Regions from separate parts of the Homo sapiens genome. Here region 1 is linked to region 2. Evidence: chromatin loops called from intact Hi-C (ENCODE). Cell type or tissue: HCT116. All regions are shown on one strand. Each heading gives the region's core, and the rest is flanking DNA. Links, peaks and the distances in the headings are about the cores only.

Region 1 (9,605 bases), core at 516-8,515, 57 kb after region 2:
ATGTATGTTCTACTTTATTTATTAAAGTAGACCCTAATCTGGTTCATCAAATGAGTTTCAAACATTTTCAAAAGATTGAGATACTACAAAATATGCTTCTTGTTTATAATTAATTAAATTAGAAATAAAAAAAGAAAACAATAAAATATCTAGAAAAGACCAGTTGGAAACTACACAACAAACTTAATACCTCATGGTTGAAAGTCATGAAATTTTAAAATAATTAAATTAAGTTATGCAGTATATTGAAATTTATGAAACTGATTAAATGAAAATACAATATATTGACATTTATAATATGAGCCAGAGAGAAGCTTAGCAGAAATTTTGAGCTTTTAATCCTAAATTAGAAGGAAGAAGAAAGGTTTAAGATCAATAGCGTAGGTTTCCACTTTAAGAAAGTGGGAAAGTATAATCATTTTAAACCCAAAAGCAGTAAAAAAAGAAAACAAATAACAAAGGCAGAAAACTGTGAAATAAAAACAAACTACAAAGAAGATTAATGAAAGCAAAACATGAATATTTGAAAAGATTAACAGAATTTATAAGCTATAACAGAAAAGTTCAAGAAAAAAGAGATGATACAAATTATGAATATCAGTAATGAGAGATTATCATTACATATCATAACAATATTAAAGGATAACAAGGGAATATTATGAAAACTTCATGTCAATAATTTCAACAACTTTGATAAAATAGGTAAATTTATTTAAAAACATATTAACAAAACTGGCATAGTAAACCAAAGAAATCAAAATATTCCTTTATTGATTAAAGAAATTGAATTTGTCGTCAAAAGCATTCCTAAAAAAAGAACTTCAGGTTTAGATAGTTTCCCTGGAGAATTCTATATAACATTTAAGGAGGAAATAATATTAATCCTACACGGACTCTTTCAGAAAACATAGGAGGTAAAAACAAAACACTTCCTGATTTATGAGACAGGCATAATCCCAACAGCAAAACCTGACAGATATTACAGGAAAATAAAAGTATAGGCCAATATTCCTCATGGTTCTAGGCACAATAATCTTTAACAAAATATTAGCAAACAAACTTCAACAATAAAAAGTAAAAAGTATAATACCTCATGATCAAGTAGGATTTATCTCAGAAAAGCAACTTTAGTTTAACGTTTGAAAATAAATCACTGTAAATGCATCCTAATAAAGAAGAAAAATATGATCTCAATAGATGCAGAAAAAGCAATTGAAAAAATTTGACAGTCATTCACAGTGAAAACTCTCAGAAAATTAGAACAGATTGAAACTTCCTCAATCTGATGAAGGGCCTCTATGAAAACATATAATTAATACCGTCCTTAATGATAAAATCTGAATGCTTTCCTCCTGGGATATAGTAGAAGGCAAAGATATATATTCTTACTACTTCTGTTCAGCGTTGTTCTAAAGATCCTAGCCAGAGCAATAAGACGAGTAAAATAAATTAAAGGTATAAGCATAGGAAAGGAAGAAGTAACATTGTGTTTATTCACAAATACCATGATTGTTTACATTAGAAACTCTTAGGGGATATACAAAACAACTAATAGAGCTAACAGTGCATTTAGGAAGGTCACAAGATCAATATACAAAAATTGATTGCATTTATGTAGTACCGGCAAATAATTTGAAAATGAAGTTTTAAAATCAATTTACAGTAGCCTATAAATATAAGACATTTAAATAAAAGTTTAACAAAAGAATGTAAGATTCCCCACTCAAAATTTTAAAAGGCCTTAGAGAAAAATCCGTTATTTATAGATGAATACTCAGTATTTCTAAAGTGTCATTTTTCCCCAAATTATCTGTAGATTCAATGCAATCACCATCAAAATATCAACATCTTGTTTTTCTAACATTAAGATAAATTGTCAAATTTATTTTAAAATGTATATGAGATTGCAGAAAACTTAGAAAAAGAATAAAGTTGAAAGACTCACATTACCTAATTTCAAGACTTTCTGTAAATATATAGTTCTACTTTGGAACATTGGATCAGTATCTTCTAAGGTTAAGCATATGCCTACCATATTGTTTGGTAATTACATTCCTAGTTATTTACCAAAAAATAATGAAAATAATGCCCTCAAAAAGATTTGTACAGGCAAGTTTATACTGACTTTATTTGTAATTGCCTAAAACTGGAAGCACCCAAATGTGGAAAGTGGATATACAAATTGTGGTATATTCATATAATGAAATACTAACAAGCAAATAAAACAAAACAGAGTATGATACAACAATGTAGATGAATTCCAGAAACATGGTATGCAGAAGAGCCAGGACACAAGAGTATACATAAGTTATGTGAAGGCGAAACTATTCTATCGTGATAAAAATCAGAATGCTGGTTGTTTATGGGAGATAGAAATTAACTGGAAGGGGGCACAAAGGAACTTTCTATGTCTCTGTTATGGTGGTAAATATATACATTTTTATATATACATATTTATACATAGGTGTATAAATTTATCAAAATCAAAACTCATTCTGTGTACATTTTGAAGTCCATGAATTTTGCTGAATATAAATTATACCTCAACTCTGAAAAATTTCATGTTGACCCTAATCAACTCTCACCTGAAGTGCTTCATCTATTTTCCTAATGGCTACCCTGGTCCCTGTCCTAATTAACCTTCAAAGCTGTTTTAAAACTTTTCTCTTCTGCCTATTGCTCTGATTCCAAGAGATGTGGTAGAATGTAAATTGTCAAGATTTGGAAATCTGGAGAATGTTCAAGGTTAAAGACAGAAATATCTAATTAACAAGCCCAGATACAGCCTTGGACAGTCGAACGCTTGGGCAAGTGTTCACTGCTCGTGTTCACTTTTCTCTTTTGTGAATGATACTGCTTTCTAAATATATTTTATTTCTTGAGCAAGAGGGAGAAAAGAGGAGTCCTTCAAATTTACTTTTTGTTTTGTTGCATATTGCAAAGTTAATATCAAACTCTAGGTTTAAAACTTCAAAGAATGTCAGGACTTTTTCGTTTTTCCTTTTTTTTTTTTTTTTTTTTTTACTATCCAACCAAGGGTTTTACTTATTCCCTGGATTTCTCTATACTTTTAAATTGTCAAAGCCAAAGAAAAGAATAATTAAAATATTCAAAGCTGAAAATAAGCAAGATTTCAGTTTATTTTCAAATATAAGCTTACCACTTCCCTGCATTTAACTGTGATACTAGTGTTCTGGCAATATTACATATGATTGAGAATTCTGTTTACCTAAACCACTTTTTTATTGTTGTTTTTAGCTTTCTTAAGTGCCATCAGGTCTTGTCTTCTTTCATTTCTTTCTAGCTGTCCCCAACAAATACTGCCCAAGTCTGATTGTAATGCAGCCTTTCTTTCATAGTGAATATTTATTAAAGCACTTAATACCTGAATTATGAAATGTAGACAAGTGCACATTAACCTGGCTGAGTTATTTCCTTTCTTGTTCTTTTTAAACACATATTCTAGCCCAGTCTATCAATGCCAGATGGCAACTACATTTTGATACACTGAATATTTACCAAGTCATGTGGTATGCTTTTGAAGTATTTTTTAAACCCTTTCCATCAAACGAGCTGACTCATCTCTCATTCATTTATTCCTGCTTTTAACAAGTTGTATTTTTAGAAACTTGACCTCAGTTTTATCAAAATGATAAATGATATTGTAAAATGATGCATCCGAAGTTCTACAGGCCTGACTACACTTTACATCCTACAGCTATCACGTTTATTTTTCAGTGTTTAAAATGTTATAATGTACCAATTTTCTTATTTTCATGAAACTTGACTCCAACTAGATTATTGTGTTAGCACAGAGGAATATAATGGGAGAATATTTATACTTAGACAGCTTTAAGATATTCAGGAAATTAAAAGCATTTATGGTTGAAATAATTTTAAATGACCATGAAAATAGCAACTTAACAACTGATATTTATGTCCAAGACCTTTAAAAAGCCTACTGGTAATAGGCAGTAGGTCTAATAATAATAGTAGGAAGAAGATGAAGAAGACTAAAAGGCTGTCAGAATACTGACTCCCTGCTATGTTTTTTGTTTTCTTGATCTTCATGGGAATATGCTTTTGTGGGGGAAACTGTTAGAATATTTTTTTGTAAATAGATGTTAATATTTCTTAATCTAGGGATATTAAAAATAACAGGAGAAAGTATTGACAGACAAAAGTGCATGGCATTGAAAATGGTTAGTAAAGGCCAATGCATATTCTTAGAACTCTTCCTGGCCTGTTGATCTCTAAAGATTATTTTCAATTTTTTAAGTTTTTATGGCTACTTTTCAATGGTCTTTCAGAAATAGATGATATTATGCATGTTATGAAGTTAATAATAATGCTTTATATAAACGAGTGGAAGTTTTCTTTGTGAATAATTTTTTCAGAATTTTTACAGTGTTTTTTCTTTTAAAAAGCAGACAATAGGGATATTTGGAGAGATTAAAACTGAGAAACATGAAAGGATCTATTCAGTTTTACAAAAAATCTTTCATGATACTCTTATCCATTTTATTTTCTAGCTCTCTTTGTAATTGAAATTGTTTCTCTCTTGTGTGTGGCAGAGTTTGTGTAGTGCCTAGTCTGGAGTAGCTTCTCAAAAGCACAGATTGCCTTAATAATATTAGTGTATATAAATTCAAAGCATGGTGCCCAAAATGTAGTGTATATTGTTGTTATATTATTATTGCTGTTGTTCTTATGACTGCTTTTAAAGGGAAATCTCCAATCAGCCTTTTAATGTTATCTCATTTAGCTTATGCTTTTATAAAAGATTTGGAAAATATATAATTTACCTAGTGTAAATTTAAAGGAATGTGACTTGGTCAAAAGAGACATTCTAGAGGCAAACCAACAACAACAATACTGAATTCATTAAAGTTTGGATTAGAATTTGTTTTTTTTCTATATATAGAAAGCTTGAGATCAAATAAATTCTATTCCTATGACACATGTGGAATTTCTCTCTCTGAAGGTGTTGTCAGCTTATTCACCTATATGACCCCCTAAAAGAGGAAGTACATCCTGATGAAGTACACCCATGAGTCACAAAGCAGAGACTTGAGTCCATTATGCACTCTTTTAGGATTTGTAGATCTGCAACATTGTTAGTGGTTTCTTTAGAAAAGAATCCCATGGAACTCTACATTCTTTTATTAAATGAGCCCAGAAGATTTTCTACTTACCCTTTCACTTTTAATAGCCCTTTTGTGTGTAAACAGCTTCTCAAGAACTGGAATTTTTAGAGTATATCTTCTTTATTTTATGAGTTTCACTTGAATGTTTCTAACTTCATGGAGACTCATCTGATTGAATGGTAACATTTTGTATTCAGGCAGCAAGGGATTTTGTAGTGAAAACATTGTGGTGGACACCCAAAAAATAAGATTTCTAATATAGTTTATAGTGTATTTTTCTCCTTAAAGTTAACAATGAAGGAATAGTGTATCTTTTTGGCTCCTCTGTCAAATTAAACTGTGGGGTAATTAAATCATTGTATTATTTGGGAAGAAAGAAAATGGGTGGACATAGATTAAATTTTTAAATGGTGAGCTACTTCAAATACAACGAGGATCATTTTATTTAGTAACGTATAGGTCAACTTCTTAAAACTATATTATTTTTAAGCCTTTAAATATTTAATTTCTGGGTCAGCTGATTAGTCAAAAGAGTAGAAGCTAGAATAAATAATATTTGCCTTAGTTTCATTTTAGGAAACACTACTTTCCATATCTGCATAGTTTGAGTTAGTTGCCTTTGGGTTGAAATTTAATGATAATCCTCTGACAGTGTCAATGATCTTCCTCTGCTATACTTTGAACCTTGAAATACATTGAGACAAATTCCAGTAGGGCTAACATGTTTTGTTTTTCTTAATTTTCTCTGTATTTCAGATCAAATTTCACTCCTCTGTTATACTCTTATTCTTCTAGATTTTTATGTACAATTTATCAAATGCTATCTTTTAGGGGGTAGCCTTTCCATCTTGTGTAATATAATATTATTATTGCAGATAGCACAAATTAGTAGTTAACAGTACACTTTTATGAATGACACTTTCTAAATTTAAGATGCCATCATGCCATCATTCTGTTCTATCAGTGCTTTGGAAGATTGTGTGGATATGGCAAGTTTTCCTTTAATAAATAAAGATTATTATGTCTTCTCGTTTATCTGGTGACACTTAGCTCATTAAATCTTTGAAATTATTAATTTTAAGAATGTATATAAAATGCTTAGCAAAATGTATTACACAGTAAGCACTCCACAAATGGTTTCTATTATTATTATGTATAACATGTTTATAGCTATTAATGATATTTAAAATACCAATAATAGTGTAATTACTACAATGCCTACTAGTAATGAATAATAAATATTAATTATAATTAATTGTTTTCTCAATAAATTTTTTATTGATGAGTAATAAGAGGATAATGGAATGTCATAATACATTCTATACTACAGTAAAATCAACTAGTCAAAACATAGCACAAAATACATTTAATGTAAAATAATTTAGTTAAAATTTGCATACCATGTGATTGTGGAAAATGTCTAAAAGGTTAACTTTAATAATCTAGAAAAGTTTTATGTTTCTTATAGTTCTGATCTTTAGTTATTTTCCAATGACAGAAGTTGGAGATTAATCATTTTTCTTCTACTCCTAATGTTTTCTCAATTGGAAGATTAAAGAGATGTCAACGAAGTATCACCTGATTATTTATCAAGTGATTGTTACAGAGACTGAGTGCCCTCAGGATTACATATCTTTTTTTTTCTCTCCCACAATTGTCATGATTACTAGCCAAATCCAATTAGAGAGATACTAGAGAAGTACTGAGTATTTACTGAGTACTTACACATTGTATATGTAATACAGGTTTCATAGATAATCACCTCTTTAGAAATGACTGGACTATAAAGAGGTTGGCTAATGTATTCAAGATCACACCAATAATAAATAGTGGAGTTTGATTTTAAATTGATGGCTGACTGACTCTAAACTCATGCTTTTTCACATTGCTTCTTTCACTCAACCTAAGGAAATTGCCAAAAGTTTTGGTCAGAAGCTAACCTCACTTTGGACTTTTGAGAACTCCAAGCTGCCACCCATGGCTTCATATTTTTGGTTATTTGAATCTTTGAGGAAGAGCTCTAGAGATAGAGAGAGGAAAGAAAGGAAGAATATAAGGAAGGAAATGGTGAACATTTCTCTCTAATTTCCTCTCTATGATAATTTTACCTTTATTCCCAAGAGGAACAATGTGAAAGTTCTACTTTCTTGAGAAGTATAAAACTGCCTTGGCCGGGCTTGGTGGCTCACGCCTGTAATCCCAGCATTTTGGGAGGCCAAGGCGGGTGGATTACAAGGTCAGGAGATCGAGACCATCCTGGTTAACACGATGAAAGCCAGTCTCTACTAAAAATACAAAAAATTAGCTGGGCGTGGTGGCAGGTGCCTGTGGTCCCAGCTACTCGGGAGGCTGAGGCAGGAGAATGGCATGAACCCGGGAGGCAGAGCTTGCAGTTAGCCAAGATCGCGCCACTGCACTCCAGCCTGGGCAACAGAGCAAGACTCTGTCTAAAAAAAAATAAATAAATAAAATAAAATAAAATAAAACTGCCTTGATTAAGTACCTTCAAATCAGTGATTAACTAGCAACTCTAGCCCTGAATTCTGAATCTTTTATTTTTCCTTCAAAAGGTAACTCTTAAACCATCCCTTCTACTTAATCTGCATATTGTACTGAGGTTATTTATCTTCCAACGTTTGCCAGTTCCCTTAGGAATACCCTTAGCAACCGCCTTTCCATACAAATTGCCTGGGAAAGTTTAAGGGGATCAAATCCCTTGTAACTAAACAAAATAGGGCTTTTGAATAGAAATTTAATAGCAAATTAGATTGGCATCATTACAGGAGGATGAATGAAACTTTTGTTTTCTTTACATTTACAGTAGAAAAGTCAACTAACTCTCCAATATACAATGAGCTGGAAGAGAGAGATTTTTTTTGGCTTATTTTATGATGTGTCTTGCTTTCACCACATTCTGTCAACTTCCACAACAAATTTAACCTCCAAAACAAATCTTAAACCTGGTCTCTCTCACTCACTGCTGCTCCATTTTTCCTAATGGAGTTTTCTCTTGGAAGAAGGAGTTTTCATCAGAAGAAAGGAGTCTCCTCCTTCTCCAAATACAAACTCTACCTACACAGAAGAAAAATGTATCTTTCGTTCTCTGTAAACTAGGGCTTCTACTTTTCTTCATCTCTACATAAAAGTTTTTCAAACTTCTTCCATCCACCAGTCCTACTGAGTGAGGGCATCAAGGACAGGGTTTGCAATGGTAACCTCCTGTTTCACCCACAGACCCCTACTTTCCTCCCATTTAGCTGCTTTTCACATAACGCTTCTTTTTTCTGTAGAGGTTTTATAAAAAAAGATTGAGAAAAAATTATTTCTAAAATGTTTATGCTCTATTTTTAATAAAGGAACTCAGTAAATGACTAAGGCCAAAAAGTTGACTCTTCTTTATCAGTACTCCCTATCATAATAATTCTGCAAAACTGCTTTATTCTTTTCTGACCTTCTCTGTGCTTTGGACTTTATGCCATAGTTGAGGGCTGTGTTTCATCAATGTTTCTTTTCCCTCTGTTCCTCGAAGCAACATAATTTGTTTGGCAAAAAACTAAGAATGAAATATCTCCTGCTTTATAGATAGTTTTTATACAACATTCTTTGTAATTGTGTAAAGTCTGAGAATTGTGTCTAATGAAATATCTGGTAAAGGCAAATGGTAAATAAATTCTCATTTAATTGATAAAATTAATTTGGTTTCTCCATAATAAAAGTATACTTGTATTAGAAGTCTACTTAGTTTAAGGAGTCACATTACATCTCCATGACTCAACATTCCCCTTTGAGGCACTGGGGGAAAAATCCAATAGTAATACCAAAATAAAATAACTTTGACCCTCAACAATGCTATGCATTGTAAACTGATGCCACCCAGAAAGATGTAAGGAAACAGCTGGCTGAAACTACAGTTGAAGCATCTCTGGAATTAACAAATAAAGCCAATTTCTGGATAACAAGACAAATTGATATAGTCAGTCTTCGAGTGATTGGGAAGAAGGTGAGAGGTGAGGTTGAGAGATCCTCACCATTTGCCTATATAATTAATTTGCCAGTAATGCTTTCAGTGATATTCATAAAGGTTTGAGGTAAATATTAAGTAATCACATATAGTAATTATTTATTAGTGAATGGGTTTGAGAACAGTTGGTAGTAAAGAAAATTTCTGTAAATAGATATAATTTACACAAAAATATATGAACTCTTAAACAAAAGATGATCTTTTGTATTAACTCGCCAATATAGTCTCCTACAATTGGTCCTTCCAAACACTAACATTTTATTTTTATATGGATGGCTCTTACTGTAATTTCGTATGTCTTTAAACTTTGTAATAGTTCAACGAACATCGTGGAGCTCATAGTGTGTGTGTGCAATAAACTATATTATATTAATAATAAATGTATATGATTTATTACAGTATGTCCTTGAATATTCATTATCCTTAGGGACTATACA
Region 2 (9,605 bases), core at 986-8,985:
TCCCAAGAAGTTTATTATAAGACATGTGAGCTATTGCATGTAGGTGGTTTCCCAGACTGGCCTGTGCAGTCAGATGGAAAGAATAGAGGCCTCTGGGACAATCCAGAGAAGCCGCTGCACCATGCAGAATAAAGATTTCCTATTTAAAGTTTATGTGACTGGGATGAGATTTATAAGTACTGGAACACTTTATTCATCTACTTATTCATTCAGTCATTTAATAGCTATCAAGTACCTATAATGTTTCAGACATTGTTCTAATTACTGGGAATATAGTGAGAAATTAAACAAAGTTTCCTATGAAACTTATTTTATAGTGGAAGGAGAGACAGCCAATAATTATGTAAACAAAAAAAAATCATTTTAAATAATGATCAGATCTAGGAAGAAAATAATGCATAATAAGGAGGTAGAAAATAGGGATATATAATTTAGAAAGTGCTATTTGAAATAGGGTAAGTAGGAAAGGTCTCACCGAGTGGAAGATATTTGAGCAAATATTTAAATTATTAGAAGAACCTAAGCATGTGGTGACCAGCAGGAAGAACATTTTAGGGAAAGGGGATGGATATTGTAAAGACTTTGGAGTAGGAACAACTTGAAATTTTCCAGGAAGAGCAAGAAGAAATGTGTGGCTCAAGTGGACCAAAGTAAGAATGATCATGTAGATAAGTAGGGACCAGCTCACACAGGCCATGATAAAGACTGACAGAAAGCTATAGAGGATTTTTTTAAGCATGTATGATCTCATTTACATATTAAAAGAGTTCCAGGGCTACACTGTGGAGAACAGTCTACAGGGTCAGGGTGATACAGGAAGAGCATGTAGTAGTTATCATAGTAGCCCAGTTATGCAAAGGGCAATGGCAGTGGGGAGGGGATGAAAAGTGGTTCAACTCTGCATAACTTGAAGGTAGGGCTGACAAAAGTTGCTGAGGGTCTCAATGTGGTTTTACATGAGAGAGACATCAGGTGTGATGAATTTCAGGCATTTCACCCCAGCCACTGGATAAATGGCAATATCCCATGGAGTTGGGAGCTATAGGGGATATGGAGAAATGAGCAGATTTGGGAAAGAGATGATTATGAGTTAGTATTGGAGAATGTTGAATTTGAAATTCTTTTCCAAATAAAGAGATGTAGTAGGCAGTTGGATACATGAGACAGGAGTTCAGAGGAAGGATTAGGACTGGAGATTCAAACTCTGTTTTTATTTCTGCATATGTATTTTCTTTACAGCATAAGCCTACAGGGTACGAAGAATGAACTCTGAGAATGTTTGGAGGTAAATATACATGTCCCATATTATATGATGATGAACATGCAAGTACTGGTCTCAATTCAGTCTGCTATTTTTTAAAATTCCCTGATATACATTGCAAAGAGGTACCAACAAAACCATGTGAACACTTTCTAAGGGCACATATGGTTTATGATCATATTGAGTTGTAAGACAAACAAATTATTGTTTCATATTGATGTAAGAGTAGAAATAGGGGAAGACACAGATTCTGTAGTTTAATGTGTAGGAAAAATCAATGTGAATTCATAGGAAGGTGAAACTCTAACCCATTGTTGGAATTAGTGAAGATTTAAACAGGTAGTAAGGAGCAGTCAGGGCATTCAAGATATAAAGTCATAAGTAGATTGTACAAAGACATAAACTAGCTTTCTCTTTATGACGGAGCAAGGATGGAGAACAAGGACACCGGTCTAGCATCAGCAGAGTGTATATGTTTGTGAAGTTAAGGGAGATGAATTTATAAAAGTTGGCTAGAGCTAAGGGATTTGAACTTCCCCAGTAGCCCATTGGTTCTCACCTCTAGTATAATTCAGAATCACATTTGGAGCTTTCAATGAAGATGCCTGGATATTACTTCTGGAAGTCCTGATTATAGGTTATGGAAAGGCCCTAGCACTTGTATTTTCAACAGGCAGCCTATTCCAGAACATTTGCCCCTCCTAAAGCTGTGGTTATTTACTAGAATTAATAGTCCTGTGTGAGTAGCATGTACTGGATTGATAGGTAGAGTTGTCTCTCCCTGCACCAGGTGCTCATGGATCTTTACTCCAGTTCATTCTTAAGTGTCATGGCTCGGATTTTCTCCACATCTCTGCCTAAATTTTCAGCCTTTCTCTGTTTTATAACTTGGAACTACCTTGGCCTTTTAAGGCTTCCTTCATTTTCTTTCTATTTGTGGTCTCTTGCACAATTACCTATGGTCAATTGTGGGTGTAGGGGTGAGTAAGAACCATGAGAGGGGTGGTGTCTCTTACAAAGAACTGTGAGAATGAGAAGAACTATGAAACTGTTCTGCTGCAGGCCTAAATAATATAACTAATTAATACTATGGAGGCTGAATTGAAAGCAAAATATAGGACTTAAAGAGAAATTGGTATTTTTTCTAAGCAGGAACCTAAGATTAAAACCACAGATTTAATAAGATTTTTTATTTGTTTAATTGGTAGGGTATCTTTTATAACTACATAGTCCCAAATACTTAAGATTTTAGAATGCAACACATACATCTATAAAAACAGGAGAAGGAAGACTTCTAGAGACAAAAGAGTGCCTACAGAGGGTCACTTTTAGGCCTTTAGAGAAGGAAGGTTGGTATAGATGAATATTTTAAGTAATATTTTACTATGAAATAAATGTGCTTTTATTATGGAAAAGTTCAAATAAACAAAAATTATTTATAATTTCTCTACCCAGAAACAAGCACTTCTAGTGTTTTCTGGTCTTTTTGCACTTTGTGTGTACACAACTATCACTTCTTAAACAATATTTAAGTTAACAATATTTAACTTAGCAATATTTACTTAAACAATATATTTTCCTGTACATATATTGTTGGTTATATGCCTTTTCACTTAACAGTATTCCAAAAACATTTCTTCATGTAATTAAGTGGTATCTAAAATATGATTTCTTAAACTGCATAGTATTTAAGTCTAGGAATGTACTGTCATTTATTTAATCAACTCTCTATTGTCAGACAAGGTTACCAGTCTTTCACAATTATAAATAATGCCATGGTAAACATTCTTGCTTCTAAATCTTTGTGTAGATCTTTGAGTAATTCCTTTAGATACATTCCTAGAGGTGAGATTTCTGGGTCAACAGTCTTCATATATTTTTTAAATTTTTGATGCATATTGCTAAGATGCCCTCCAGAGCATTTTGCCAGTTTTATTTTTTCGGTGGTAACATCTTAAAGTTTTCTTCCAAAAGTGATTTGATTCAAAGCCATGCTGTTGCTTTTCTCTGAGTCCTTTCTGGTCCACCAGTTATAGCAGACTTAATTTAACTCTTACCTTAAGGTTAACACTTAGAGTAACCAAAACATTTTTGTAGTCATTTATGCTGCAAATGAGACAGTTTACAGAATATAAATTGACAGTGAGATTAGATTGCGTTTCTTTCTTATGCATGTTCTGTACAAGCATTCTGCTTATCCTGGATAACAAACAAATAACAAAAAGAAAGAAAAAACCTTACCTCTCTTGCTTGTCCTAACTGAACACTCACAATGCATTAGGCATTGAACTGAACGTGGAGGAGATATGATTCCTGCTTTCTGAGACTTTGCAATTCCAAGTACCATGATTGATAAGGTACAATATAAATAGTGGGCTTCTAGGACAATGCCCTGTGGTTAAAAGTAATTAAGTTATATGGTGCCAGCAGACTACAGGATACTTGTGATCCACATATGCAGGTGGATTGTGTGCATCAGTCATGATATCTGTGGAATCTGAGAGACGGGAAAGGCATACCTGTTTTAACTCCAGAATAATATAGAGAACTCAAATTCCTGCCCAGGCAAATAGGGATAAGTTGTAGACTGCAAATAGAAGATGGATTGTGGGGAGGAAAAAAAAATCTACTAGTTCCCGCTTCTTCCACTGTGTCCCCTCCAGGGGACACTCATAGGTCAGGGTCCTTCATGTGGTAGCTTTGAGTTCCCGACATTTTCAAAACTGTTCTAGGGAAAGGGTCGGGCATGTATATGAAGACTATTTTCTTGTGAGCACAATGGGAGAATATTTGAAACTGGGACTCTTGTGAAAAATCAGAAAGGTTGCCAGTGTACCTGGGCCTTCCTATTGTCTTGAAGTACTGTGGTGGACTTTGTCATGCTTAAAGGAGGTGTGATTGGGGGTAGGGAATTGCTTGACTGAGAATTAAAGAGTGAGAGCTCCTGTCCAGTTGCTTAAACTGAAAAGGATTTCTGACACATATTTGGTTAGCAAAAATGACTGTGAGTTAGTGGGACAATTGTAGCACTGATGTAAAAATTCCAAATAGTCCTTCCGAATAGATATACACACATTTAGAAAATGCATTATAAATGACATATAGCAAAAATGTAAACAAGCCATTTAATAACATTTTAATGCTTGATTCTGATCTCTTAATTAAAATGTGCATAAAAGAAAACAATGGTGGAACATCTGTGTGTGTTATTGGGATAGCAGGATTTATGCTGCACCCTGGGCTTTTTGTTCGCTTTTCAGTGTGTGTGAATGTGGGTGGGTTTCCTCTTTGAGCCACAGTTACCCATTTGACCCCCACAGGGTCTATATTCCCACCCACCTTCTCTTGGCTGTAGTTGCACCCCCTTTTTTTCCCCTCTTACTTAAAATACTGTATGGTTTGTTCTTTGCTTAAATTAAACTACTCTCGTCATTTGATCTGAAAGCCACTCTTCACCCCACCCCTCTAACCTGAAACCGTGACCTAACCCTGACTCACCCTTGTTATCTCAGCAGATGTACACAGCATTACCTAATGTTTTGGCCTCAGTGAATAATCTCAAAGAGCTTTGGGGAAAGTGTGGCCTTTTGTATCTGTGACCTTGCAGCAGTTATTCCTTAGCTGGACACTGTGGGATTTAGATGTTAAAAACAGACTTTCTACTAACCCCTGCTGGTGATTTCTTTATTATTATTACTGATTTGGAGGATGTATCTCTGAACCCCATTTTGCCCAACTGTTAAATGAGAGTGCCAGCAATCACAAAAAGTCAAGGGTTATTAAGTGCTTTAAAATCGTCCACTGAAAATGTTACACTGTGATATGCTTTTATTTCCACTTTTACATGGAACACATGTGATCACCAAAAAGTTTGTCTTTGATTAAAAAAGCATAAAAAGTACCTCACATCTTCTGTTACTCCCAGCAGATTTATGTATCATTAATACAAGAGAAAGTCACACACAAATAGACTTCTTAAATATACAATAATTAATATTTAATGCCCCCTTTTATGAGGGGGTCTTTGTGCTGGGATGTCTCTAATCTTCACAACGTTCCTGCAAAATAGGTGGTTTTATTCTTTATTCCACAGGTGATGAAAATGAGGTTTCAGAATCATTTAAGTGATGTGCCTACAGCTTTATTGTTAATAAATGGAAAACCTGGGATTCAAACTCAAGTCTGTCTCTCTCTCTCTCTCTCTTTCTCTACATCATATTCTTCCTATAATATCATGACCTATATGGGAGTATGGTAGCTCCCATTTCCTATAGACCGTGGCTAGATGGTGTTATGAAAGAGTTAAGTAAAATGTGCCATTTGTGACAAATGTCTGAAAGTTGTTTTTATAACTAGGATTTAATTCACAAATGAAGAGTAATTATCAATATGGCACAGATGAAGAGCTGCATGTATGGATCAGTATAATTTCTGTTCTTTGGCTTATGGATGCAGTATGCCCCAGGGAGTTTCACAAATCCACATGACATCTCCCAGTGCTGGGTTCTGGGTTAGCTGGCCAAAGTGTAAAATTCCTCCGTGTTCGGATGGCTCACAACTGGTTACTATCTGAAGAGATTTGTATAAAACTACCTACCATACGTAGACTTAGTTTCTTTTCTGAATTTGTCTCTAACACTTGAGTGGGGAAAAAAATACCAAATTTTGATACTGGGTTTGTTGTTTTTAATGGGTGTTTGTTTTTGGAAGTGTTGTGCCAAGAGAGGAAGAAGAAGTGGGTGTGGGTCTTTCTTCCTTTTGCTATTTTCCCTTTGCCTTCTTGTGGTCTTATTTCCAATCTGATTCTATATTATCAGTTTGCCATAATCCTTTGCAAAAGACATAAAATGTTCATAGACTGGAAGTTATTAAGGCTTTAAATCACATCACACTATCATTGGAGTAATTTTGGGGGGGAATTTTGCATATTTCAGTTCTCTAGTATAGGGCATGTGCTGCATACTAGGGATGTAACTTATACCTGCTCTACTTCCCTTTATTTTTTTTCCTCAGGCTGAGAGAACCTTTAAACTTGTTATGTGTTCTGAAACAGATCAAATATTAGATTTCTAAGACTATCAGGCTGTGGTGGTGAGGGAAGGGTTAGTATTATATACAAATATGTATTAGGGAAGGCATCATAGTTAAGTGAGAAAAACATGGGTCTTGAGTATTATGGGAGCTCAGCCCTTTTCCTTACTAGCTGTGTAGCTTTGAGTGAGTTATTTAATTCACTAAACTAAGATTTTGAATAATAATACCTACTATATAGAGATATTTTACAGATTAAATGGTATAGTACATATAGAATATTTAGAACAGTGCCTGACCCTGAGTGAATGTTGTTTGTTTACATTTCACACAGCAAGAAAAGGGAAAAATGGGAAAGAGTGGCAATTAGAAAATAATGATATTGGGTTTGAAAAAATTGTTTTCATCCTTTCAATTCAGCATAGTAGTAGAAAGAGCATTTGTCTAGCAGGCAGAGACTTGGGTAAAACTTCCAGCTCTGCCTCCAGAAAGCTGTAAAATCTTTGCTGTTCACCTTAGTATCTCAGACTCCTCATTGCGAAAATGAGAGAGTTAGAATTCATTATCTTGATTTAGTCATATACTTTTGCCTTCAGAAGATTTTTCTGCTTCTCAGAGTAGTCTATGACATATCATTCAACAGTGTATAAGTCTCAAAGGCCAACAGCCAAGTATGGCAGACAGGGCTGTTGTTAAGATATTCTTTTTCCTGTGTAACTATGTTTACATGTTCATTTATGTTCTTTGTATATTTGTCATGTGCCTGAATATTTATGCACCTGCATGGTTGTTGAAGTAAGCTCACTAGCATACATTCATACATTTTTGTGGGTATGTGTGTTTATATATAACCTATATATATATATACAGTATGTGTGTATATATATAAATATATGTCTGTGTGTATGAGAAACAGATGCACTGTAGGCAGATAAAGCAGATAAATATAGATCCAAATAGAAGCATAAGCATATAAATATAGACGTTATATAGAGTGAAAGCAAGCAGATCAGCACCATTTCATTATTGCTTGAAGTCTTTGTAATAAAAGAGTTAGAAATCAGTAACTGACATTGAAATTATTGACTGAATGACACTGTCATATCAGAAGGCTCAGTGTGAGGTAAGAAAATAACCTTTCTTTCAACTTTGAGGAGAAATTAGCAGGAAGATTTATTACTGTTAATTATTTGATTTAGGAAAGTTTTTAGGTGCTGTGTAGTGTTGTGTTTTTAAAAGTACAGAAATGTCACCACTCCTAAAAATACTGCCATACAACAAAAAATAAATAAGAAAAGAATATCTATTCCAGTCTTGCAAAAAGATTTGGCAAATGTGACACCTGGATCCCTTTCGTCCACAGGCTGTGATTTGCAACTCTTGCCTATTTCTACATATAGACAAATGAGTTGGTTTCGTTCTACAGTATTTTCTACAAGCCCCTCTGAAGTCTTTAAGGAAACTCACCTAAAGGAGATATCTCAGGCTAAAGTGACCATTGTTAAGTTATTGTCATGGGGACACTTGCAATTGTCTTTAGTGAGTGTGTTGTGTGAGTAAAACTGGGCTTCCATCTGTTACTTTCATATCACTGTCTGTTTTTACCAGTCAAAATAATTGGTTGTGAGTTTTTGCTTTATTTTATTTTGTTTTAGTGAGAAGGGTATTGTGAGTTATTTTTAGCTAGCTAATTTACTTTTTAATGTTGCAAGTTATATCTTGCTCATGTGTTTGAATGCTATTTGAATAAAAAAAAAGTAGTCCCTCCATTTTCCCTCTCTAAACCTCATCTATTTCCCTAGCAGATCTTATCTCCCCTTCAGCTTGTTGTAGGAACATTCAAAGAAGCTAAAATTTGAAGAAATTCCTTGAAATGTACAAATACAAAGCCTGCTTTTTCCCAGTACCACAAAACTGCCAAAGTTGTTGCAATTGCTTTTTCTGTCATTAGTCTACCATTGCTTTTCCTTACAGGGATGAGAGAAGAGGGACCAGAATACGTGTTCCTCCTAACTTCTGCTCCAAATCAGAGTTTAGACTAGAGGAAAAAAAGGAGGGAAGGGCGAAGCAATAAAGACTTATTGAATGTTAAGGAATGAATTGGTGCTTCCTGAAGAACTGTTCATTCTTCTTCTCTCAAATCTGGCTTCAGTTACTTTGTTGTTAAGTTCTTCACCAAATTATGATTTTAAAATATTTTTAAAGAATGACTCAGTGGTCTTGAGGATCACACACACACTCTCTCTAACACACACACACACACACAAATTTGTGTAAGATTCATTTAAAAAATTGCATTGTTTGAATAAAATGGAGTATACTTTTCAATTTATAAATTATTTTGAACGAATACTTAATGTAATGTGTAAAGTTGGCATACTCTACAGTGTTTCAGACTACAGATTCTTTTTTAAATTCTGTTATTTACCTGATGAGCTCTAAGGTTAACTTGAACAAGTATTTATTTATTCAAGAGTATTATAGTATATCTACATAAAACGATTCAGCAAAGATTTTAGAAAAATAATCACTTGCCAAAATAACATAGTAAAAGTCCTTTATCTTTACATACACACACACACACACACACACACAATTTAGACTAAAGCACTATGTCCCATTTAGCTTAAAAAATGTTTTAGGATTAGATTTCTGAGGGAAGTATGTACATACACATACTCCTCTTTTCTTGTTCTTTGTTTCCTTTTCTCCTGGTGTAACATATTTACTGTTTAGCTTTTGTCAAATACTTTATAATAATTACCAGAAATTTTGACAAAGACAAAAAAATTCATCTGTGTATGTGTATATTTATAGGTTTATATGCACATAGACACACACACACAAACACACACATCCAGATTGAAATGTTAATGTTGTATTAATCATCTGATTTTTGGGGGTGGAGGGTTTGAGACAGGGTCTCGTTCTCTCGCTCAGACTGGAGTGCAGTAGCACGATCATGGCTCACTGCAGCCTCGGTCTCCTGGGCTCAATCAATCCTCAGCCTCAGCCTCAGCCTCCAGAGTAGCTGGGACTATAGGCACGTGCCACCATGCCTGCTAATTTTTTTTTCACTGTGTTTTGTAGAGATGGGGTTCCACCATGTTGTCTAGGCTGGTCTCAAACTCCTGGGCTCAAGCCATGCACCCACCTCAGCCTCCCAAAGCGACTCCCATGGTGACGATAGTCACCATGCCTAGCCAATCATCTGATTTTTTTTTATGCATTATGTTTTAAAACTTTCTCCTAATATAAATCTTCAAAGGAATTTTTGTAAACATTCAAATGTCTGGTCTCATTTAAAGGTTTC

What was found. Peaks named below come from ENCODE experiments on the same cell type or tissue, not always from the same donor. Only the 100,000 strongest peaks of a DNase experiment are listed, where the experiment ranks them.
Region 1: it touches region 2 in a loop (2.4-fold over the local background); 2 of 110 quality-filtered maps call a loop at or near these places.

The regions. Positions count from the first base shown.
Region 1 is chr3:114,644,969-114,654,573 of GRCh38, reverse strand. All of the region lies in intron 6 of ZBTB20 (zinc finger and BTB domain containing 20), which reads left to right. Among named protein-coding and RNA genes, the nearest start is that of MIR4796, 94 kb to the left of the region's middle. In HCT116, for the core only: no CTCF peak of the experiment used is centred there; DNase peaks (open chromatin) are centred at 3,563 and 5,033; H3K4me3 peaks cover 2,013 bases; H3K27ac peaks cover 8,000 bases.
Region 2 is chr3:114,701,948-114,711,552 of GRCh38, reverse strand. All of the region lies in intron 5 of ZBTB20 (zinc finger and BTB domain containing 20), which reads left to right. Among named protein-coding and RNA genes, the nearest start is that of MIR4796, 37 kb to the left of the region's middle. In HCT116, for the core only: no CTCF peak of the experiment used is centred there; DNase peaks (open chromatin) are centred at 3,951, 4,149 and 4,772; H3K4me3 peaks cover 1,367 bases; H3K27ac peaks cover 4,624 bases.